Linked DNA regions of Homo sapiens: all the other regions are linked to region 3. The links are chromatin loops, found by intact Hi-C in ENCODE. Cell type or tissue: Caco-2. All regions are shown on one strand.

What was found. A loop is a pair of places that touch in the nucleus more often than their neighbours do. Peaks named below come from ENCODE experiments on the same cell type or tissue, not always from the same donor. Only the 100,000 strongest peaks of a DNase experiment are listed, where the experiment ranks them.
Region 1: it touches region 3 in a loop (5-fold over the local background); 6 of 110 quality-filtered maps call a loop at or near these places.
Region 2: a loop joins it to region 3, with 6 times the contacts of the local background. A loop is called at or near these places in 2 of 110 quality-filtered maps.

The regions. Positions count from the first base shown.
Region 1 is chr15:23,494,801-23,502,800 of GRCh38, forward strand. No RefSeq gene overlaps it. Among named protein-coding and RNA genes, the nearest start is that of GOLGA6L2, 52 kb to the left of the region's middle. In Caco-2, a CTCF peak has its summit at 3,022 (motif pointing right); no DNase peak of the experiment used is centred here.
Region 2 is chr15:23,873,276-23,881,275 of GRCh38, forward strand. No RefSeq gene overlaps it. Among named protein-coding and RNA genes, the nearest start is that of PWRN4, 98 kb to the right of the region's middle. In Caco-2, a CTCF peak has its summit at 4,851 (motif pointing left); a DNase peak (open chromatin) is centred at 4,856.
Region 3 is chr15:23,625,419-23,633,418 of GRCh38, forward strand. LOC124903576 (a long non-coding RNA gene) reads left to right here and starts at 2,208. Exons shown (of 2, transcript XR_007064789.1): 1 at 2,208-3,699; 2 at 4,538-4,657. RefSeq lists an enhancer at 3,375-3,896. In Caco-2, a CTCF peak has its summit at 3,848; no DNase peak of the experiment used is centred here; H3K4me3 peaks cover 305 bases.

The DNA of each region.
Region 1 (8,000 bases), 130 kb before region 3:
TACCCAAAAGCATGGAAATCCATATATCCAAGAGGTATCTGTACTCCCATGTTTGTTGCAGCACTGTTCACAATAGCCAAAGTTTGGAAGCAACCTAGTCTGTCAACAGATGAATGAATGGATGAAGAAAATAAGGTACGTATATACAATGGAATACTATTCAGCCATAAAAAAGAACTAGATCCTGTCATTTGCAACAACATGGATGGAACCGCAGGTCATCATATTAAGTGAAATAAGGCAGGCACAGAAAGACAAAAATTTGCATGTTCTCACTCATTTGTGGGATCTAAAAATCAAAACAATTGAATTCATGGAGATAGAGAGTAGAAAGATGGTTACCAGAGGCTGGGAAGGGAAGTGGGGGTAGGGTGGGAGGGAGGTGGGGACGGTTAATGGGTACAAAAAATAAAAAGAATAAGACCTAGTATTTGATAGCACAACAGGGTGACTATAGTCAATAATAATTTAATTGTACATTTTAAAATAACTAAAAGCATAATTGGATTGTTAGTAACACAAAGAATAAACACTTGAGGGGAAGGACACCCCATTTTACATGATGTGGTTAATACATATTGCATGCCTGTATCAAAACATGTCATGTACTTCATAAATATACACACCTACTATGTACCCACAAAAATTAAAATTAAAAATTGAAGGCCAGGCACGGTGGCTCATGCCTGTAATCCCAGCAATTTGGGAGGCCAAGGCAGGCAGATCACGAGGTCAGGAGATCAAGACCATCCTGGCTAACACGGTGAAACCCCGTCTATACTAAAAATAATAAAAAAAAAAATTAGCCAGGCTTGGTGGCGGGTGCCTGTAGTCCCAGCTATTCGGGAGGCTGAGGCAGGAGAATGACGTGGACCCAGGAGGCAGAGCTTGCAGTGAGCCAAGATCACGCCACTGCACTCCAGCCTGGGTGACAGAGCAAGACTCTGTCTCAAAAAAAAATAAAATAAAATAGAAAGAAAGCACCATAGGCCTTTCTTTCATAATGGTGGTCAGTTGCCAGATGCAAGAATCCATCCCTGAATACAATCATTCAGGCAGCTTCTGGACAGGGTTTGAGCATGGCTGCAGCCAGCAGCCCCTGTGCCACAAGTGAGATGCCCGCTCGGGACTGTTGTTCCTTTGCAGTCACGGTTATTACCAAACCAAACTGAGATCCACTGCCCACGACAGTAAGGCTAAATGTCCACACTGAGGTTTGCAGCAGGAAAAGAGGAGGATGTTTATTTACAAGGAACCAAGCAAGAAGACTCAGGCAGGTCTTGCTTAAGTTCTGAACTCTCTAATTGCTCGCAAGTGAAGGATTTTAAAGGTAGGGGTAAATTTCAGGAAAGCAGAAGTAAAAGGTGAAAATCATAAATCAACATATGGATGTTACACATTGGTTTGGCCTAAAAGGGTGAGATATCTTGAAGTGGGGGCTTACAGGTCGTAGGTAGATTCAAAGATGTTCTGATTTGCAATTGGTTAAGAAAGAGATACTTTGTTTAAAAACTTGGAGTCAGCAGAACAGAAGGTTAGCTCTAACTCCTGGGTATGACTTCCTTCAGGCCTCTCAGGAAGAAATTTAGAAAAAAGAATGGCAGTCACAGTTTAGTCCTCAATTCTCCCTTGATTGAGGTCTATATGCCAGTGGAGCAATTTGGTGGAAATTTGGGTTTCTGAAAAACAATAACAAATGTTAAGATGTTACCTTAGTTTCCATAGGGGATTCCAACTTCTTTGGATATTGTTTTAAGCTATAATTACCTTATTGCTTATCAAGTCGCTTATATACGTCTCAGGGCTACCATGAAAGAACTGAAGATTTTCCTTTATTTTCATGCTTGAGGCAACCCACAGGCCCCTAAGAGGAGTCCAAGCTCCATCTTATATACCAGGATCATTGTCTAGCAAAAAGTGAGCTCAGAAAACATGTTAGAATTCCTAATATCAAAGGAAGAAACAATAAATATCCCATTGCATATTTGTTAGTGCCTTAGGAGGGGAGCCCATGGGCATTGTTGGGGAAGCTAAGTGTCCAAGGAAAAGTAATCTCCAGTGCAGGAAGTGAAGTCATCTCCAATGGTGAAGTATTGGTTTGGGGCAATGTTCTCTGAAGCTAAGTCATCTCCAGCAGTGAATTCCTGGACTAGGCAGACCACTGTCATCTGGGATGTGAGACTGGGGTATCCTTCCCAAGTTGGATAACCACTAGGGTTGATGTGAATCATGTTTTTGTTCCTCTATTGTATTATAACAAGGCTGAGCCACTTGTGGAATTTGAAGGCAATGTTGTGCCTGGGAATTTGACTTGCAAATATTCTTAAGGTCAAGGGGCTTTGTGGGTGCACGGCTAGCTAAGGTAATGTCTGCGTCTAACATGCTGCTGTAACTGTACCAAAGTGCTGGAACTTGATTGGCACAATTAACACTATAATTAGTAGCGTCTAAATCTGAATCTCCCAATAGTCCAAGGTTTTTCTCAGATGGGTGATAAGAAACATTTTACTACAAATAGGTTTTAAATCACACAGCTTGATTTGAGTGTATGTTGTTAATAAGGTGGCAGGTTTTTTTGCCAATTAAAATCTTGAGGCTGAGGTTGGATATCCATCATTAGATTGTAGGCAGGTCCTCCAATTTAGTCACTTAGTATGAATCCTTTTCCCCAGTTGCTGGTTTGTTGGTGATAGGCAAGTGGATGAGGTTTGGGGCTGTATTAGCAATACTTGATGGCTTGTGGACCACAGCATTTGCTATGTCTGTTTGAAACAATGACTTACTTGGAGGGTTTGGAGTACCAGATTGCAAACCAGTGAAAGCACCCAAATCAATAGTAATAAAACCAATTGTCAACAAAATAGTGTGCAGCAACACTTGACACTTTTGTTATCTAATGATGATTATTTTTCTAGCATATATAATTACCAGGGCAGGAATATGCAAACCTACCCTCAGAGGCTGAGGGAGCTGAGGCCAAAGAAAGAGGTTGACAAATCCAGTTTCTTAGAAAGAAACATTTAATATGAACAGAAGCTATGTTTCAGGTGGCCACGAGAGGGTGAATCTTCACACTCGCCCTCTAGAAAGTATTCTTTATATAGCAAGCCTTCTTTGGGTAAAACATATGCAACTGGTTATGTCTGAGACCCTTTAGTGAAACTGGTGATTACTGGGGAGGTTAGATAAGCATCTTTATGAAGGGTTAGCTATGCTGCTGGCATTGTTTCTTTATGAGGGATTAGTTATGCTGCAGGCATTGTTTCTGTATGAGGAGTTAGCTATGCTGCAGGCATTGTTTCTTTATGAGGAGTTAGCTACGCTGCAGGCATTGTTTCTTTATGAAAAATTAGCTATGCTGCAGGCATTGTTTCTATATGAGGAATTAGCTATGCTGCAGGCATTGTTTCTTTATGAGGAATTAGCTATGCTGCAGGCATTGTTTCTATATGAGGAATTAGCTATAATGCAGGCATTGTTTCTATATGAGGAGTTAGCTATGCTGCAGGCATTCTTCCTATATAAGGAATTAGCTATGCTGCAGGCATTGTTTCTATATGAGGAATTAGCTATGCTGCAGGCATTGTTTCTATATAAGGAGTTAGCTATGCTGCAGGCATTGTTTCTTTATGAGGAATTAGCTATGCTGTAGGCATTGTTTCTATTTTAGGGGTTAGCTATGCTGCAGGCATTGTTTCTATATGAGGAATTAGCTATGCTGCAGGCATTGTTTCTTTATGAGGGGTTAGCTATGCTACAGGCATTGTTTCTTGACCTTGCTGCTGGAATGCCTTGGTATGCTGTAGTGAAACATCAGTCCTTATGGCAGTTTTGCTTCAAGATGGCATTACTCTTGCCATGCAACAGGCTGTTTTCCTACAATAATTTTGGAATATAGTGTTTATTCTTTTACTATCTGAATGTCAGTTTAAGTTACTAAGTGGAGTTTTCTATCTTTCATTCTACCATTTTTGGGACTGGCTTTTGGGCAGTAATTTTAATTTCTGAGTGTAATCAGAGGACGAGCTCAGATAAATTTTCCATCCCTTATAAAATGAATATTGAGGAAGATTTTGGGGAGTAAGTTTAGGTTCAAGTGAGTTCCATGTCAGATGAACAGGTGCCTGACTTGTGAAACAATCTGATTAGCAAAAGTACCTAAGAAAGTGGTATCCTCAATCTGGGATCCGTTTGAATCTCCCTTTAAATATAGACAATTGTGATTGGAAGATTTTTTAAAGTTGCTATAAGTCAGTTCTGCATCTTTAACTTAAGAGAGATTAAGGTCTGGGGCAAGATAGAGGCCATTTAGGAATTCATTTATTATTTTTTAACTTAAGTAGGAGTCATTGAAGAGCCCACAAGACTTCTCAATTAATCCAGCTTCCTGGGGCCTAATGGGAAAATATAATTTCATTGAATGTTGTTTCTAAGAGCCCACCATTGTATCTGAGAGTAAAATGTGTACCTTGGAGCTACAGACTAAGTGTTTGTGTCCTTCCAAAATTCGTGTGTTGAAATCCTAACCCCAAATGGGATGGTATTGGGAGGCGGAATCTTTAATAGATGATGACAGCAGAGCCATCACAAATGGAATTAATGTGCTTATAAAAGAGTCCCCAGAGAGCAAGCCTGACCCTTCTGCCATATGAGGACTCAATAATATAGTACCACCCATGGATGGGAAAATTAACCCTCACTGGACACAAACTTGCTGGCACCTTGATTTTGGACTTCCCAGCCTTCAGAAGGTGAAAAATACATTTCTTTTGTTCATAAACTATTCAGGCTATTGTATTTTGTTAGAAAATCCCCCAAAGACTAAGACAGAATATTGGTTCCAAGAAGTTAGGGTGTTGCTGTAATAAATAATGGAAATGTGGTAGCAGCTTTGAAACTGGGTAATGACTACGAGCTGGAATAGTTTTGAGGTGCATGCTAGCAAGCACCTATGTTTCCACGAGTGGCCTTAAATGATTAATTCCAGTGAGGGCTCAGAAGGAGAGGAGGAGAGCTGCAGAGAAAGGGTAAATCTTCTTTGAGAATGCCAAGATGGCCATAAACCCAATGTTCATAGAAATGTGGGTGATAAAAGCCATTTTGAGGAGGTTTCAGACAGAAATGAGAAACATGTAATTGGAAATTGGGGGAAAGACAATTCTCATTATAAAGTGACAAAAAAATTGGATGAACTGTGTTCATATTCTAGTGTTTGATGGAAGGTAGAACTTTTGAGAAAATGAATGGATATTTTACTCAGGAAATTTCTAAGCCAAGTGTTGAAGGTGGAGCTTGGCTTTTCTTGAAGGCTTATAGTAAAATTCAAGAAGAGAGAAATAGCCCAAAATGTTATTGTTAATCAAAAGGGAAGCAGATCTTAAAATTTTTGATTCTCAGCCTATCCACATTGGAAAAAAATAAGAAAGCTGGCCAGGTGTGGTGGCTCACATCTATAATTTCAGCACTTTTGGAGGCCAAAGTGAGAGGATCATTTGAGGCCAGGAGTTCAAGATCAGCCTGGTCAACAGAGCAAGACTCTCTCTCTACAAAAAATTTTAAAATAATTAAAAAATTTAGTCAGGCATGGCAGCACACACCTGTAGTCCCAGATATTTGGGAGCCTAAGGCAGGAGGAATAGTTGAGCCCAGGGGTTCCAGACTGCAGTGAGCTATGATTGCACCATTGTACCCTAGCCTGGGCAACAGAGAAAGACCCTGTCTAGAAGAAGAAGGAGAAGGAGAAGGAGAAGGAGTCATCCTCCTTTTAGGGAGAGAACAAGGGCATGGTCAAGTGACCATCTGATAAGGAGACTGCTATGGATTGGGAATCTAACACAAGACAAGGGCTGTTTCTCAAAACAATGACAGAATAACCAGGAAGGAATTTTGGAGATTATGGAATCTGTCTCTCTCATTACAGGCTTATGTAAGGACCTGGAGGGAAGAATGATTTCAAAGCTCTGCTCCCTGAATTTGAGCACAGTTGTCCTGGGCCACACCGGCTGTGGCTCCAGAGGGCCCAGGTGCAGCATAGGCCATGGTGGTCTCCCCTCCACACAGCATAGATGATAAACCTTGGCAGGGTACATGTGGTGCCATCTCCAAAGAAGCACAAAATGCATAAACCATGGGGGTGTGTCTACTCCCACATAGATTTTGAAGAATGAAGCCAGGGAGACCCTCAGGCTCAAGACTCAAGCAGCGAGCTACCGTAAGGTTGTGGCCAACACAGAGAGTCGCCACTAGGGTTATACCTAGCAAAGCCATGGGGCCCCTCCTCCAAAATTCATATGTTGAAATACTAATTCCCAATGTTGTAGTATTAGGAGGTAGAGTCTCTGGGAGGTGATTAGGCAGAACTCTCATGAATAGTATTAATGCCCTAATAAACAGACTCCAGAGAGCTAGCTCACCCTTCTATCATATAAGGACACAACAGAAAGGCACCATGTATGCATCAATGGGCCCTCACCAGATATCAAATATACCAGCACCTAAATCTTGGACTCTCCAGCCACTGGAACTGTGAGAAGTAAATATCTATTCTTTATAAAGTACTCAGTCTTTACTATTTTGTTATGGCAGCCTGAATGGACTAAGATACCTGTTTCCGGAGAAAGCTGGATTTAGTTAAGATCTTTCCTGCAAAGATTGTGTGTGATGAGGAAGGTTTTGAGGTACCACACAGTAGTCCAGAAGGGCCTATAGTATCCCTTTGGGGGTGAAGCCAAACTGAGGCTGAGAAGTTTTTGAAATAGATACTGAACAATACATATTAGCCACTTCCATAATAGGAAAATATTTATTGGTTGCCAACTGAATAGAATCAGAAATGTAAATACATAGGGTGATGGGCACCCCCCACCAGGTTACTTAAGGGTGTAGGTCTTCTGCTTGGCCCTTGAAGGCCAAGTGGTGAGCCAAGGCAATGGTTTCCAGCTGAGGAACAGGTGTTTCTGGGAACCCAAACATCCTGGAGTGCACAGGTAACCTACCAAGAAAAAATAATCCATTGCATGCAGTAGGCAATGAGCCAAAAAATTAGCTTAAAAGCAGCTTAGAAATGTCTGGTAGGGAAGGTCTCTGGAGTTTTCCTGTTGCTGCCCAGGAATGTCCTGTATGTAAGTCCTAAAAGCCTCATGTACTCATCAAGCTGGACTTGTCCAACTTATTATTTGGTCACTTAGCTCCTTCCCAGGTTGTGGGGGCATTCTTCTAAATATTCCTGTTTTATTCTCATAACAAAATAATTTTGGGTATTGAATATGGGAGCCTTAACAAATGGGACCATAGCATTTTAGCTGTAGCAGTCTACTATGAGGCAATCTTCATTCTTCCCAGGTTTAAGAATTGGCAAAATTGGGCTGTTAAAATGGAGAAGCAATGGGAATGATCATTCCTTTACTAATTTTCTTTTATATAAGAGATTTTAATCCTTGAAAAGTCTGTTTTTAGTTATATTTATCTTTATAAACTATTTTAACCTGGGGCACATGGGGTCCTGTTTTATCAATCCAATTTGTAAATGCCAAATAATTGCTTTAAGTTTAATTTGTTATTCATTGTGTTGGAACATAATTTAGAACAATGGGTATTCTGATTGGGAAATTTAGGAAAAGATATAACGTGAAACATACCTATTTTTCTCTATTTTATATTTAGCTACTCTCATAAAATGATTAGGGCATCTTGTTTAAATCTAGTGGGATCCCCAGGTGTAACTCTAATTTGAGCTCCAGTATTAAAGTCATGAAGTTTTGTCAACTGCTATATTTAAGCCAATACTAAATTTAATTCAGGAATTATGTTGTAGAGGTATGAAAGCCAATCAGTGCACTTTTATCTCTGTTATATAAATTATTTTAGTACATTTTGGATTTCCAATTGGGTTAAATTACAAAACTTTGTTTCATCATCAGCATCATCATCAATGCATTATCTTAGGAGTATCAGTAGTATTTCTTCCCCTTATATAAATACTTTTTCTTTCTTTCTTTCTC
Region 2 (8,000 bases), 250 kb after region 3:
ATTAAAATGTTAAAGCATTTTCATTGCTTTAACAGTATCACCACACTGTCACTTCTGTGTTGTTTTTGAGAGGTGAAATCAGCTGGGCTTCTGGGTCCGGTGGGGACTTGGGGGACTTTTCTGTCTAGCTGAAGGATTGTAAACACACCAATCAGCGCTCTGTGTCTAGCTAAAGGTTTGTAAACACACCAATCAGCACTCTGTTAAAACACACCAATCAGCACTCTGTGTCTAGCTAAAGGTTTGTAAACAGACCAATTAGCACTCTGTAAAAACGGACCAATCAGCACTCTGTAAAATGGACCAATCAGCGCTCTGTAAAATAGACCAATCAGCAGGACGTGAGCAGGGACAAACAAGGGAATAAGAGTTGGCCGGGAGAGGCAGCAGAGGCAACCTGCTGGAGTTCTCTTCCAGGTTGTGAAAGCTTTGTTCTTTCACTCTTCACAATAAATCTTGCTGCTGCTCATTGTTTGGGTCTGCACTACCTTTACCAGCTGTAACACTGACTGTGAAGGTCTGTGGCTTCACTCCTGAAGTCAGCAAGACCACAAACCCACCAGGAGGAAGAAACAACTCCGGATGCGCCACCTTTAAGAGCTGTAACACTCACTGCGAACGTCTGTGGCTTCACTCCTGAAGTCAAACGAGATCATGAGCCCACCGTAAGGAATAAACTCTAGACACATCTGAACATCTGAAGGAACAAACTCTGGACATACCATTTTTAAGAGCTGTAACACTCACCATGAGGGTCTGCAGCTTCATTCTTGAAGTCAGTGAGACCAAGAACCTACCGGAAGGAACCACTTCCAGACACATTTTCATTGAGAAATCTGATGTTATCCTGATTTGTATTCTTTTCTTTTCCTTTTTTGAGATGGAGTCTAGCTCTGTCGCCCAGGCTGGAGTGCAGTGGCGCGATGTCGGCTCACTGCAAGCTCCGCCTCCCGGGTTCCCGCCATTCTCCTGCCTCAGCCTTCCTAGTAGCTGGGATTACAGGCGCCCGCCAACAGGCCCGGTTAATTTTTTGTATTTTTAGTAGAGATGGGGTTTCACCATATTATCCAGGATGATCTCGATCTCCTGACCTCGTGATTTACCCGCCTGGGCCTGCCAAAGTGCTGGGATTGCAGGCGTGAGCCACCGGGCTCGCCTGGCCTGATTTCTATTCTTTTCTACCAACATGCCTTTCTTCTGTCTAGGTGCTTTCTTTATCATTGTTTTGGAGCCACTTGGTCATGAAGTGCTTTTTAAATAGATATATTCATGTTTTTTGTGTTTGGGAACTCACTGAGTTTTTGAATGTGTGGGTTTATTACTTTGTATAAATTTGGACTCCAGTTACACATATGTGAGGCTGCTGGAAGCTATACTACAGCTCACTGATACTGTTTTCATTCATGTTTATTATGTTTGTCTCTTTTATTTTAGATGGGTTCCATTGCCATATCTTCAAGCTTACTAATCTTTTCTTCTGGAAGTCTAATCTGCAGTTAATACCATTCCCTGTACTTTTAAAACATCACTGACATTATAGTTTTCCTCCCTAGAAGTTTTATCTGGGTCTTCTTTATTTTCACCTCATCTCTATTAACTTTTCAACGTATAGAGTGCAGTGACAAAAACTATGTATGAAAAACACTAACTTTTAATGTTATATAACTGCTGTGTCACTTCTGGGCCGGTTTCAAATAATTAAATTATCTATGCATTCTGGGTGATATTTTTATATTTCTTTGCATGCCCAATATTTATTCGATGCCAGCTATTGTGAATTTTAGCTTGTTGGGTACTGTAAATTTTTGTATTTCAATAAATACGCTTGACTATTCTGAGACATTTTTTGGGAACAGTTTCATTCTTTGCAATCTTGCCTCTTATGTTTGCTACTTGGACCCAGATACTGTATTTAATGTAGGACCAATTATTCTCTACTTCTGAGAGAAGACCCATCTGTGTCTTCTTTCCAATGTCCTATGAATCCTGAAGTTTACCAATTTGGCTGATGTAGTTTAAGAAAAGAAATTGTTTCCAACCTTGTGTGTGAGGCACCTCTAATCAAATTAGGTGATTCTTTGCCCAGCCGCAGTTAATTTCTTAACTCAGATGCGCTGCAGGAACTTTTGCCAATCTCTAGAGTTTTTTCTGTGACTAGACCTGTCTTCTTCAGACCTGTTCTAGAAAATAGAGCCACCTTGTTCTTTCAGACTTCAGATTCTTCATCTCAAATAAAAAAGTTTTCCAAGATCTTTGCCACTGGAAAATTTTTGGAATCATTAAACTGGGGGCATTACTAGGACAAAGGTCATTGTTTCAAATCTTTCACGTGTCACTGCACCGACCTTCAATATTTGATATACACTGTCTTGCAAACCATTGATTTACATATGTACCCATTTTTTATATGTTTACATGTGGTAAGACATTCAAACCATAATGATTTATCCACAACATTGTGATTCATTCATCTGGCGATTATTCAATTATTATTGTATCACTGGCTGTATGCTCCTAGTTGGCAAAATTAAGGTGAAGAAGGAACACTGTGAATCAAATTCACAGGGAAAACAGACAAGTGAACTGGCATTTGTAATGTGAAAGGGAAAGTGAGAACTTTTCTACTCACGATGTCTGTAGGAGCCTCCATGGGTTCATTCACTGTGTGCCACTGAATGAAAGATTTAACATGCATCTAAAATAAAAGATAAATATGACAGTCAAAATGTGACACAGTAAATAGCTTTATTTTATACTTATTTAAGAGTCCCTGTGGAATTATTAGAGTATACATTATATTCACATAAAAATGAAAACAACATGAAAATTCATTTGCCAATGAATTTTAAAGTATATTGATAGTCCTATTCTGATTTTGAATCAGAATTTGATTTAAAGAATGGATAACTGCAGTACATTTTGCAATAGCAAAGACATGGAATTAACCTAGATTCCCATCAATGGTGGACTAGATAATGAAAATGTGCCACATATATACACAGAATACTATGCAGCCATAAAAAATGAAATCATGTCATTTGCAGCAATATGGATGCACCTGGAGGACATTATCCTAAGTGAGTTAACACAATAAAACAAAACCAAATACTACATGTTCTAACTTAAGAGTGAGGAATAAACACTGAGTACACATGAACCCAAAGAGGGGAACAATAGACCCTAGGGTTTGCTTGAGCGTGGAGGGTGAGGACTAAAAATGCTACCTATTGGGTACTATGTGCACTAACTGGGTGACAAAATCCTTTGTATATCAAGCCCCAGTGACACACAGCTTACTCATATAACGAATCTGCACATGGACACTGTGAATCTAAAATAAAAGTTGGAAGAAAATAAAAAAGAAGCCAGAACATGGGAAAATAAAAAGTGCCAGAATTGAAATAAAATAAAATAAACAAATAATGGATATCTTAATCTCTCCTTTTGTGGAATGAAGAGTGGGGATAAAGAAATCATTTTTAATAAAGAAGGCTGCACCATTGTTTGTGTGATTTACACCTCTCCCTCCATTCTACCAGTGTTGATGCAGGTGGCCCTACCAGAAGGAGACAGAAGAAAATTCCAGAAAAGTTTCATCCAAGTGCAGATAATGAAAACCATGTCCTGACTCACACTAGCCAAAAAGCAAATGTGGTAAAAATTCAAAAACATGCATAATAAAATTAGTGAAATAGGGTAAATAATAAAGATTTGGAAATATTTATGAAGGGACCTATATTAATAGATATGAATCCAGAGAAGATGATTTTACATGCTCTAAGAGGGTAACATTGTCCTGCAGGACAGAAGAGGAGCAGATGAGGTAGAAGCAGCCTAACCCATGAGAGGGGCCCTGCAGTGGATTGAGGATGGAGAGGCTGGAGAAGAGGCTGAGGGGAAGTCAGGGCTCCCATCCTGGCCTGAGAACAGAAGGGAGCAAAACCAAAACAAAACAGAAACATGCTTATTGTCTAGTGCAAACCCTCTTCATATTAACATCCTTTGAGTTTATTGGGAAGTAGACAAGAATACAGGTGAGGATTTGGAGAGATTTATTAGTTCATTTGTGAAGTTAAATATAAAGAATCTTCTGTGTTGCTCTTTGTCCACTACATGTGTGGGGCTTACAGGGAAGGAGCATAGAAAAAGTTTTAAAATTATCTGATGTTTAAGTCCAGCGAGGATTTAGGAAACTTACAGACACCAAACTGTAGGTGGAAGAACTGCCCTTGCAAACTCAGGGGACAGGCATCAGACCTGGACTGGGATGGACAAGGGAGGTCTCCAGGAGGAGGAGCATTGGAGGAGATTCTGGAGAGTGAGAAGCAGTGAGTCCAGCCAGCAGGGGAGGGAAAGAGACGAGGAAACAATGTGTCCATGGCACAGGCCAGGGCATGAGAAGAGGGCAGTGGATTGGAAGGACCGCTGGGATGAGTAATACCTGAGGAGGTAGGAGCAGGAAGCGCTGACCAAGGAGGGACTGGGCAGGGAAGGGAGGGCTGCTCCCTGAGGACTGCATTCTGTGGGGAGGGATTTGAATATCTAGTTCTGGTTTCCTAAAATGGTTCCCCAGCGCACGAGGTCTGCTTGGAGGAAGACAGAATGAGTCAAGATGGTCCCTGGGCATTATCAGGAGGGGTTGGGTCTAGAGAGGAACGAGGGTGGAGAGAGAGGACCCAAGGCTCCCGGAAAGGGAGGCTCGGGTGCTTAGATGGTCTTGTTCCCGTTTCTCCATCGTTTAGAACCTGCACCACACGTCTAGCACTGGCCTCCGTCCCTTGGTCACTTTGCAGGTGTAGGTAGGATCCCCGCAGAACTTTAGAGCGGCGGTCTCATTCCGCCCCCTAGCGTCCATCCATCAGAAGCTGAGCGCAGCCTCACCGGAAGCTGTGGATGAAACCGGTGCCCAGCTGCGCAGAGTAAAGCGCCTGGCGCCAGGACGCAGGAGAGGCGTGTAGGAGATGCGCCAGATGCGGCGGCGGGCGAACCTTCACGGGACGTTTCTTAGCGCAGGTTCACCTGTGTCTGCGTTTCCTCCAACATGCTCTTTGATATTCTCATACAAATCTCATGATTTTCTCCTGTGTCTCAGAGCGTAACAAGTATTTTGATGTCTTGTCACCTGTGCTCGTTTTCATTATATATGTAGCAATGGTTGCTTACTTAAGTTTCTTACTGGTGGGTTATTCATAAAGTATTTCCCAGCTGAGTAAAAAATGAAATTATCTACTTTAATAAGCCTTTGGTTGATCATTTCTGAAGATTACTGTCTACTTATTTCACGAGGGTATCACCCCTGCATGCCTTAAGCAAAGATTCTATTTGGGGTTGTGTTTTCCTTCTTAAATTCGGATACTTCTGTGTTCTGGAAAGTGTTACGTAATTAATATTCATTTGAAAAATTCAGTTGGCATATCTGTTACTTTGCTTTTACTATCTTTGCAGTCTCATATGTTTTCTTCTGCTTACTTTGTATTTAATTTGTTCTTCTTTTCTAGGATCCTAAGATGGAAACTTAGATTATTGTTTTAGATTTTTTCTTTTTCAATATATGTGAAGTATATCTTATATCTTTTAATTTAATTTATACGTATCTTTTTAAAATTAAAAGTGGGTGTCTTGTAGACAACAACACATAGTTTTTTAATTTGCCGTTTGTGTCTTTTAATTGGTGCACTTAGACCAGAGACGTTCATAGTGATTGTTGATACAATTGCATTAATACCAACCATATTTCTTACTGTTTTATATTTGCTGTTCTTGTTCTTTGTTTATATTTTTGTATTCTACTCTTTCTGCATTGTGTGATTTCAATTGAATATTTTATATTCCATTCTTATCCTTTATTAGCATATCAGCAATAAACTTTTTAAAGTAATTTCTCTAGAGAATAAAAGCTTTTATTTTTCCTTGTGTGAATTGATTCAACAGATAAGAGCTGGTTGAAAACAATAATAGCAACAATTGACTTTTTTATGTATGTTTATATATATGCTCCAATATAGGTGACATGAATGAATAATGATACAAGCTACAGGACAGAGGATTTAGGATTGTTCTCTTATTATAAGATACTCACAATACTTGTGAAATAATGTAGTTTTATTTGTAAATGTATATTGCAACTTCTGGGGCAGGCTATTAGACCAAGGGCCTCAGCGCCTTGCTGGCTGTTGGCCTAAGGCTGCATTCAGTTCTTCTCATGTTGGTTTATCCCACATAGCGGAATGCTCCTCCAAAGCCATAAAGAGAAAGAGTTTGCCAGGAAGAAAGAAATCACAGACTTATGTAAGATCATCACCCAAGTCACATCGCGTCAGTCTTTTGGTATTCTGTTGTTTATAAGTCACGGTTCTTGACCACACGCACTGGGAGGGGATTAGAATACAAGGTTGTGTACACCAAGAGGTGGGCATCATTGGGCAGCATGTTAGGTTCTATCTGCCACATCAGGTCTTTTCCAGTCTGCAACAGTTTCTCAGTCTTCACTTAAATTTTTATCACTTTACCCTTTTGAAAAGGGTAAAGTAGTCAGGTGTTTTTGTTTTTGTTTTGTTGAGATGGAGTCTCGCTCTGTCGCCCAGGCTGGAGTACATTGGCGCAATCTTGGCTCACTGCAACCTCCGCACCCCAGGTTCACACCATTCTCCTGCCTCAGCCTCCGGAGTAGCTGGGATTACAGGCGCCCACCACCACACCCGGCTAATTTTTTGTATGTTTTTTAGTAGAGACGTGGTTTCACCATGCTATCCAAGATGATCTCGATCTCCTGGCCTCGTGATCCACCTGCCTCAGCCTCCCAAAGTGCTGGGATTACAGGCGTGAGCCTTGTTTTTGTTTTGCAAAATATCCTACAATATGGGTTTGTTTGGTTTCTCAAAATTAAATTAGGAATACGGATTTAGATACATTTAAGTTTGAAGGCAATAATCAGTTAATTTAGAAATAAAAATTTAGAAAAATAAGAATTAGGGCATGAGAGAATTTAAAATAATAATTACCTGCAGTGAGTAAGAAAGGGGCTGGAATTGGGGAGATGCACTCAGCAGGCATCAGGAATATTAATAATGTCCTGTACAGTAAGCTCAGCAGTGACTTAAAAAACACATAACTTTGTTTTTATTTTAGAAGAGTTTTAGTTTCAGAACAGTTGTGAAGACAGTACAAAGCACTAACATTTTCCACAGTTTCTATTATTTTCTTGCATTACTGTGGAACATTTGTCACAATGAAGCGATAGAATATTCACTAACATCCACACATTATTTGAATACTTTTAGTTTTCACTTAATGCCCATTTTTTATTCCAGGATCCCATTTTTTTTTTTTCTTTTGAGACGGAGTCTCCCTGTGTCACCCAGGCTGGAGTGCAATGGCGCGATCTCAACTCACTGCAAGCTCCGCCTCCTGGGTTCATGCCATTCTCCTGCCCCAGCTTCCTAAGTACCTGGGACTGCAAGCGCCTGCAACACCACTCAGCTAATTTTTTGTGTTTTTAGTGGAAAGGGGGGTCTCACGGTATTCGCCAGGATGGTCTCAATTCCCTCACCTCATGATCCGCCCGCCGCAGCCTCCCAAAGTGCTGGTAGTTAACCCCACAGCACCGAGCCCAGCATGCCACGCTAGAAGCTACATTACATTTGATAATTACGTAGCATTTCTCCTTAAGCTCCCTTTAATTTTTTCCTGTGACAGTTCCGCAACAATTCCTTATTTTACTGTCCCTCCTTGGGGATGGACCCAGCCTTTTTCTCAGTGTCCACACTGGATTTGGATAGTTAGGAAAAAAAATATCATGGAGAACGACCGTCCCTCATGGGTCCAGAATTTATTCCTTCCAGTGGGTTCTTGGTCTCACTGACTTCAAGAATGAAACCACTGACCCTTATCCTGAGTGTTACAGCTCTTAAAGATGGTGTGTCTGGAGTTTCTCCATTCCGTGGGTTTGTGGTCTTGCTGATTTCAAGAGTGAAGCCACAAACCTTTGCAGCAAGTATTAC
Region 3 (8,000 bases):
GTGTTCATAATAGCCTCTGAGGACTTTTTGTATTTCTTTGGGATTAGTAGTAATGTCCTCTTTGTCATTTCTTATTGTGTTTATTCGGATCTTTTTACTTTCTTTGTCTAGCTAGCAGTCTACCAATCTTATTTATTATTTTAACGAACATGCTTTTGGTTTCTTTGATATGTTTTACATGGTTTTTCTCATCTACATTTCATTCAGGTCAGCTCTGATTTGGGTTATTTATTTTCTTCTGTTACCCTTGTCATCAGTTCGCTCTTGCTTTTCTAGTTCCTTTAGGTGTGATTTTAGTTTGTTAATTTGAGGTATTTCTAACTTTTACATGTAGTCATTTAATGCTGTAAACTTTCCTCTTCACACTGTTTAGCTGTGTCCCAGATATTCTGGTATGTTGTATCTGTGTTTTCATTAGTTTCAAAAAATGTCTTGATTTTTGCCATAATTTTATTGTTTACCCAAATTCAGTAGTAGATTTTTTAATTTCCATGTAATCGTGTGATTTTGAGAGATCTTCTTGGTATTGATTTCTATTTTTACCGTACTGTGTCTGACCATGTGGTTGGGATGATTTCATTTATTTTGAATTTGTTGCGAATTGCTTTGTGGCTGAGTGTGTGAGTGATTATAGAGTGTATATGCCATGGGCAGCTGAGAAAAATGTATATTCTGTTGTTGTTATGTTAGGTCTATTTGGCCAAGTGTCGAGTTTTAGGTCCTGAATAACTTTGTGAGTTTTCTGCTTCTATAATCTATCTAATACTGTCAGTGGGGCGTTGACATCTCCCATTATTATTGTATGGATATCTAATTGTCTTCTCAGGTCTCTAACAAAATGTTTTTTTAATCTGGATGTTCCAGTGTTGGTTGCATATATATTTAGGACAATTAAATCTTCTCATTGAATTGAACTCTTTATTATTATGTAATGCCCTTCTTTGTGTTTCATGATCATTGCTGTTTTAAAGACTGTTTTATCTGAAAGAAGAATAGCAACCCTGCCCCTTTTTTGTTTTCCATTTGCTTTATAGATTTTTCTTCATGCTGAATCAGAGTCTACTTTCTATAAGAGTCATTCTAAACTGACTGTGACTAGGTGCTTATTCTGCTATCATCTCCCACTGTATTCAAATAACTCACCCTTGGTCCTAGAATTATCTACAAGTGTCCAGAATCATTGGATACAAACAAGGAAGGACAGATAAGCATAAGATGCTCAATGGCTGATGGGTTGACTTCTCCCAAGAGAAAGTTCCAGGAGAAACAGACCTGAGCACTGAGTCAGGATCCTGCTATAAAAATGATTTGTGCTGTAAAAGAACATCCATTTGTATCCTACCATCAACCTCAGCTTTAACCTCACCTCTCGAGATCAAATTTTATCCATTCCGTTCTTTCTTCCATCAGCATGTTCTCTTCACCTCTTAGGACCATTTTAAAACTAACTCTGTAAGTGTGAAACAGAATATTTCTTTTCACTGTCTTTTCCGTTATCAAGTTTTACTCTTTGGAGTCAGAGTTCTGGTTGCTCCTTCAAAGTAGGTGACTCATGTCTGCAAGTGGTCTGACCCTCAGAGTACACATGGGAAGAGGGAGAGGAAAAATGTGAAACACCCAGATAAATATTTCAACGTATCATCAAGCCACATGTCCTTTCTTGGTTCAGTATTGAAATGTACAGAAACATACTTCTTATTTCAGGGACTCCATTTCTATCCCATCTTACCTGAAAAGGTGGCAACTAAAATTCTATCCCATGTATTTGCTCTTCTGGAATACTAATTCCCACTTGCTTCACAGACACATCATCAAGTACCAGCAAGATTCCGTAATTCCTGTGAGTCCATAACGGTAATGTGCCTCCTTTTCGTTTCCAAACGAGAATTCTCATTATGGTTATTTTTTGCTTCCCCCTATTGGCTGTTTGAAACATAACTTATCTTTTTAGTTCCTGGGTCCCTGACCTTGACAAACCACGGCAGAACTTGGTGGAGAAGGCTGAGTATAATTCTGAAATCCTGAACTTTGAGCTGGATTCAATACGTAGGTGAATTTTGGATTGTCTCCTCTAGGGAGAGTGTGTTCAACATTTAAAAGGAAGTGTAAAGTGGATATTTGATAAACACAAGGGCTACCATGGCAGAGGAGAACGCTGTGATCGCATCAAATCCTGTTTTCTCTTGGGCACACAGCTGCCCCACATATACCATCCCTAGCTGCAGTTAGTTGAGGTCATGTGACTGAATTCCAACTAATATAGGTAGAAATAAAGTACTCCACTCCCAAATACAGTTTATAAAAATCTCTGACATAATCCTCCACACTCTTTTACTTTCTCTGACAGGTGAACGGCATGGATTCTGAGAACCAGGAAGAGAGCCAAGTCATAAAAGGATCGGTGCCCGAGTGAGTCCTTGAATGGTTCATGGAACAGAACTTCTCAGTCTTCACTCCCCTTTACCCATACTGAAGTTTACATGATTAATATAATGTAATATATAACTAAGCCACTGAGATTTGCGAGTTTCTTTGATTGCAGCTGGTGTTTAATTTCTGAGTAACTAAGAAGGAATACATTTTTGAGGACATGGTATTTGGTCTGCAACCACCCATGGTTTTAGAGAAGAAGCAACCCATGTAGGTATGTGGGCACCAATTATTCCAGTTAGACAAACAACACACCCAAAGCCCAAAGTCTGGGAGAATGTGTTTAAGAAACAACACACAACGACGACAAAAAATAATATAGCTGGTTTCTAGTGAATGGAGAGGAGAGTGGTAGGAAATGAAGTTTAAGAGGAGTGTGGAGACCAGATCCCACAGGACTGTGTAAACAGTGAAAAGGAGTTCACATTTCATTATAATTGTGATGAAACCTCATTGGAAAATTTTAAGCAGAGAAAATCCATGATCTTACTATGATACACAGGTCTTTAAAAGATTGAGTTACTCTTTGTTGAATGAATTTTAAGAATCCAGAGAGGATGACAAGGGACCAGTTAGGAGATAATAATCTTCCAGGCAAGACATGTTAGTGACTTAAACAAGATTTATTACAATGGAAAGAGGAAAAATTGATATATCCCACTGAATCATTCAATTAATCAGGTCTAAAAAATATGGATTATACATTTATGTAATAATTATATTAAGATCTGTTGTGAGTCACTTAGGATAATGGCAAAAATATTAAAGGGAATATTAGGGAAAGTTATAGGAAATAATCACAAATCTTTTGAAAGGCCAAAAGCTTAAATAGCTTGTAATAATTGAACAGGCTAAAGGCAGCCGGTTCTTACCTTAGAGCACTAGGTCATAGGGTAAATACTAGGAACAATAGAGGATTCCCCAGTTACTTCTGTTTACCCTACCTCCATTAACTAATCTTTAAGCCAAATGGCCCTCTGGGTGGTTGTGGGTGGGGGTAGGGGCGGGGAGGTCAACTAGGGAAATTGCCCCCTAATGGTATTTACTTTAAACCGTAGTACCTAAGTTTTAATCATTTGTAAAACTACTTTCTTAACCATGTTAATTATCCTCAAGTGTGTTTACTCAAAGCTTCTGTTGTTCATTGTATACTAAATAAATGCCTGAAGTGCAAGCTGCTCAGGACCAGCCGCAGTGACAAACCTCTCCTGGTGTGCAGGCAGTCGGACGCTCAGCTGGACTGGCGAAACAAAGTATCTGTATGTCAATGTACGTTTTATTCATCCGTCTTTTGGGTCAGGGTCTGCGGGCAAACCCCCGCAGCTAATGCCCTCTGGTAAGACGCCATACCTCAACTGGTGCCCCGTGTAAGGTGCAATACCACAAAGATACAATACAATTGTTACATTAGCAAAACATATGGGTCATGAATTATGTTATGTTCAGGACAGTTGTAGACAGTCTGCAGGGAGGTCTAGTTTTAGCTTTTTTAGACTTAGTGTAAATTTAGTGAAGCCTGTAGTTGTTCACAGTAACAGAAAATACAAAAAACTGTTGGTTGATCTAGTGGCCACTAGATGGCCCGATAAACTCTACTTCATAGACCTCGGAGCTAGACACTGAAGTGACTGCAGTTTGTTGCTGAAAACTATATAGTGTAAAAAGCCTTTGTTGTTGTTATTGTGAATGGAAAATAATTATCAACATTATACAAATTAAACAGGTTCATATCGGAGAGGCTCTGCTATAGAGTCCTACAAAATGGAATTGAATATAATTTCTCTGATATAGAAAAACACTCATTTTAGAATGAAAAATAGTGATATGCATGTGTGTAAAATGTGTAATCTTAGTCTCAGGCTTCAGTTTCGTAATTTTAGATCACTTCCCTCTTTTTCATGAGAAAAGCTCCTAGACACTCCTATTTGGGAATTGTATAAATAGTGAATAATATAATGAAGAAAAAAGTCTAAAACAAGGACTTGCTGTACACTATCTACAGGTGTCTTGAACATGTTATATAAGGTATTCTTTTGCTTATTTATGAGTTTGGTTATTTGTTTTTATTTGCTGAATTGTAAGAGTTCTTTGTGTATTTTGGATACAGGTCCTTTATCAGATATGTGACGTGCAAATATATCCTCCAAGGTTGAAGCTTGTTTCTTCATTCCCTCAAGAGTTAATTTCACAGAGGGAAACATAATTTTAATAAAGTCCAATTTATCAATTTTTTTGTGGGTTGTATTTTTTATCATATCTAAAAATTTGTCAACAAACTCAAAGCCATGAAAATTTATCCCATATTTTCCTCTAAGAGTTTTGTACTTTTGCATTTTATATTTAGTTCTATAATCCACTTTGAGTCACTTTTTGTGTAAGATGTGAGATCTGTGTCAAAGTTCACTTTTTGAATACGGACATCCAATTTTTCCACCATCATTTGTTAAAAAAGTATTCTTTCACCACTGAATTGCCTTTGCACCTTTGCCACAAATCCATTGACAATATTTGTGTTCATTCATTAATGAGTTTTCTATTCTACTCCATTGATCTATGTGGCTACTCTTTCACCAATGTCATGCGGTCTTGATTTTAGAGGGAAAGCATTCTTTCTCTAGTCATTTAGAATAAAATTAGCTGCAAACTTTTCATATAAACCCTTTATTAGGTTAAGGAAGATCCCTGCTATTTCTAGTTTTCAAGACTGTATATCATGAATGGGTGTTGAATTTTGTTGAATATATCTTCTACATCTATTGACATGATCATATTTTTTCTTATTTATACTGTTAATAGGATAAATTATATACATCAGTATTTATAAATGTTGAATCAGCCTTGCCTTCCTGGAATGAACCCCATTTGGTCACATTATATTGTTCCTCTTATATATTGCTGGATATGATTTGTTAAAATATGTTAGGGAGATTTGTGTCTCAATTAATCAGAGGTATTTCTCCATAGTCTCCTTTTTTGGTAATGTCTTTATCTGGTTTTGGTTAATGCTAGCTTCATAAATGAATCAGGTAGTGTTCATATGAATATGCTAGCTTCATAAAATGAGTTAAGCAGTATTCCAACCTCAAACTTTCCAGAAAAAAAAGTGTTAATTTGTACTATTTCTTTTTAAAAATTTGGTAGAGGCTGGGTTGTGGTGGCTCACGCCTGTAATCCCAGCACTTTGGGAGGCCGAGGTGGGTGGATCACGAGGTCAGGAGATCGAGACCATCCTGGCTAACACAGTGAAACCCCGTCTCTAATAAAAATAAATACAAAAAATTAGCCGGGCATGGTGGCAGGCGCCTGTAGTCCCAGCTACTCGGGAGGCTGAGGCAGAAGAATGGCATGAACCCGGGAGGCGGAGCTTGCAGTGAGCCGAGATCGCGCCACTGCACTCCAGCCTGGGCGACACAGAGAGACTCCATCTCAAAAAAATATATATATATATTTGGTAGAATTCACCAGTGAAAGCATCGGGGGCTGGTGTTTTAGGTAGCTATTTCTCCTTGAGTGAGTTTTGGCAGTTGGTGTCTTTCAAAGAATTGCCTCATTTCATCTAGGTCATCAAGTTTATGACACAAGAAGGCTGGAGTGACGCTGGACTGGGTGCACTTCCCTCCCCCAAGATGGGATGAGATTTCGGTATTCCTGTCTAAAGCGAGCTCTTAGGGCTTCCTCCAGCCTAGGGTGCCCAGTGGCTTTTTCTCTGTGTCTTACATGCTGTATCTCCCTGGAGTAACCTTCTCTCTGGATTTCAGGGTGGCAGGTTGCCCTGTAACCTTAGTTCCCTGATGGGTTTAAAAAAAATCCTGTGTGCATGCTTACACCTGCTGCAACCATGAAGCCTCTGAGTCCCAAATACCATGTAAGAAAACAAGGGCTGAAAGTAAATAGTGATTCAGAAGTGAATCAAGTTTCATTGTAATTTATGGTCGTTGGTTATTGTAATATGTTTCTGCACGGTATTTTGCATTCAAAAAATTTCTATTTGAGTAAAATTGACTAGGGAGATGAGGTATTCCATCTCATGTTTGTCTTGAGGTTACTTGGAGCCTCCCCAGCACCCACCTGACCTGGGGACTCTACCAAAAGTCAAAGAAGCGGTGCTGGTGCATGAAACCAGGAATCTATGGCTACTTGGAGGAGAAACACGTAACTTGTTGCCCAAATCAGACTGCGGAATGCTTGGGATCAATTCAGATGCTTGTAGCTATAAGTAAAATACAACCCAACTAAAATTACTTTTTAAATGCCCTACAGGTAGGCCATTCCAGGATTTCTTGATACAGTGGCTCAACCGGATCACTGAAGCCATGGGTGGTTTCTGCCTTTGTTCCTGAGATTTTTGGTGATGTTTCTTTCACGACTGTGTGCTTACTAGGGCAGTTCCCGGAATCCCATGCAGATATTAGAGCGTCAGTGCTGAAGACAAACTATTTTCAAATCTCTCTCTCTTTTTTTTTTAGTGGAGTCTCGCTCTGTCACCCAGGCTGGAGTGTAGTGGCTGGCACAATCTCGGCTCGCTGCAACCTCCGCCTTTCAGGTTCAAGCGATTTTCCTGCCTCAGCCTCCCCAGTAGCTGAGGTTATAGGCATCTGCTACCACGCTTGGAAAATTTTTTGTATTTTTAGTAGAGACGAGATTTCACCATGTTGGCCAGACTGGTCTCGAACTCCTGACTTGACTTCAGGTGATCTGCCCATCTCGGCCTCCCAAAGTGCTGGGATTACAGGCGTGAGCCACCATGCCTGGCCGTCTCTTTTTAAAACAATGCTTTTATTATGGAGGAAAATATCCACAAACCCTTCCGACTAGATTTTGCCACATGTGCATGAATGGAGGGTGATACTTGAATTTATTATGATTAAGCTGACCCTGGATGAAGGAAGGGATTTATGATTAATGAATAAATTGGAGAGTAAACATCCTTACAAATCAAGTCTCTATCAGCAAAGAAGGAGACTGGATCAAGTGGGAAGAGTGGAAATGGGAAGCAATAGAGAATGCTACACACACTTAATGCTTTTTTTTTTTTTTTTTTTGAGACAGAGTCTTGCTCTATTGCCCAGACGGGAGTACAGCGGCGTGTGGCGCCATCTCAGCTCACTGCAACCTCCGTTTACTGGGTTCCAGTGATTCTCCTGCCTCAGCCTCTCAAGTAGCTGGGTGTACAGGCGCTTGTCACCACACTGGGCTAATTTTTGTACTTTTAGTAGAGACAAGGTTTCGCCATGTTGACCAGGCTGGTCTCGAACTCCTGACCTCAAGTGGTCCACCTGCCTCGGCCTCCCAAAGTGCTGGGATTACAGGCGTGAGCCACCAAGCCTGGCCAATGCATTACTCATTAATGGGGTATGGGGAAGGATGGAGTTGGATTCTGCCTAAATGATAAAAAAGTTTGGTCTCCTAACATAAAATTGACAAGCATGGGTGTCTGAGTACCAGCAAAATAAATTTTAAAATTGTTTATCCAATATCTGCATGGAATATTTTTCCCCAATACACTCTCTACCGATGATCACGCTGTTTCCAATTCAATTGTGAATTGGAGAATAGGAGGTTGGATAAAG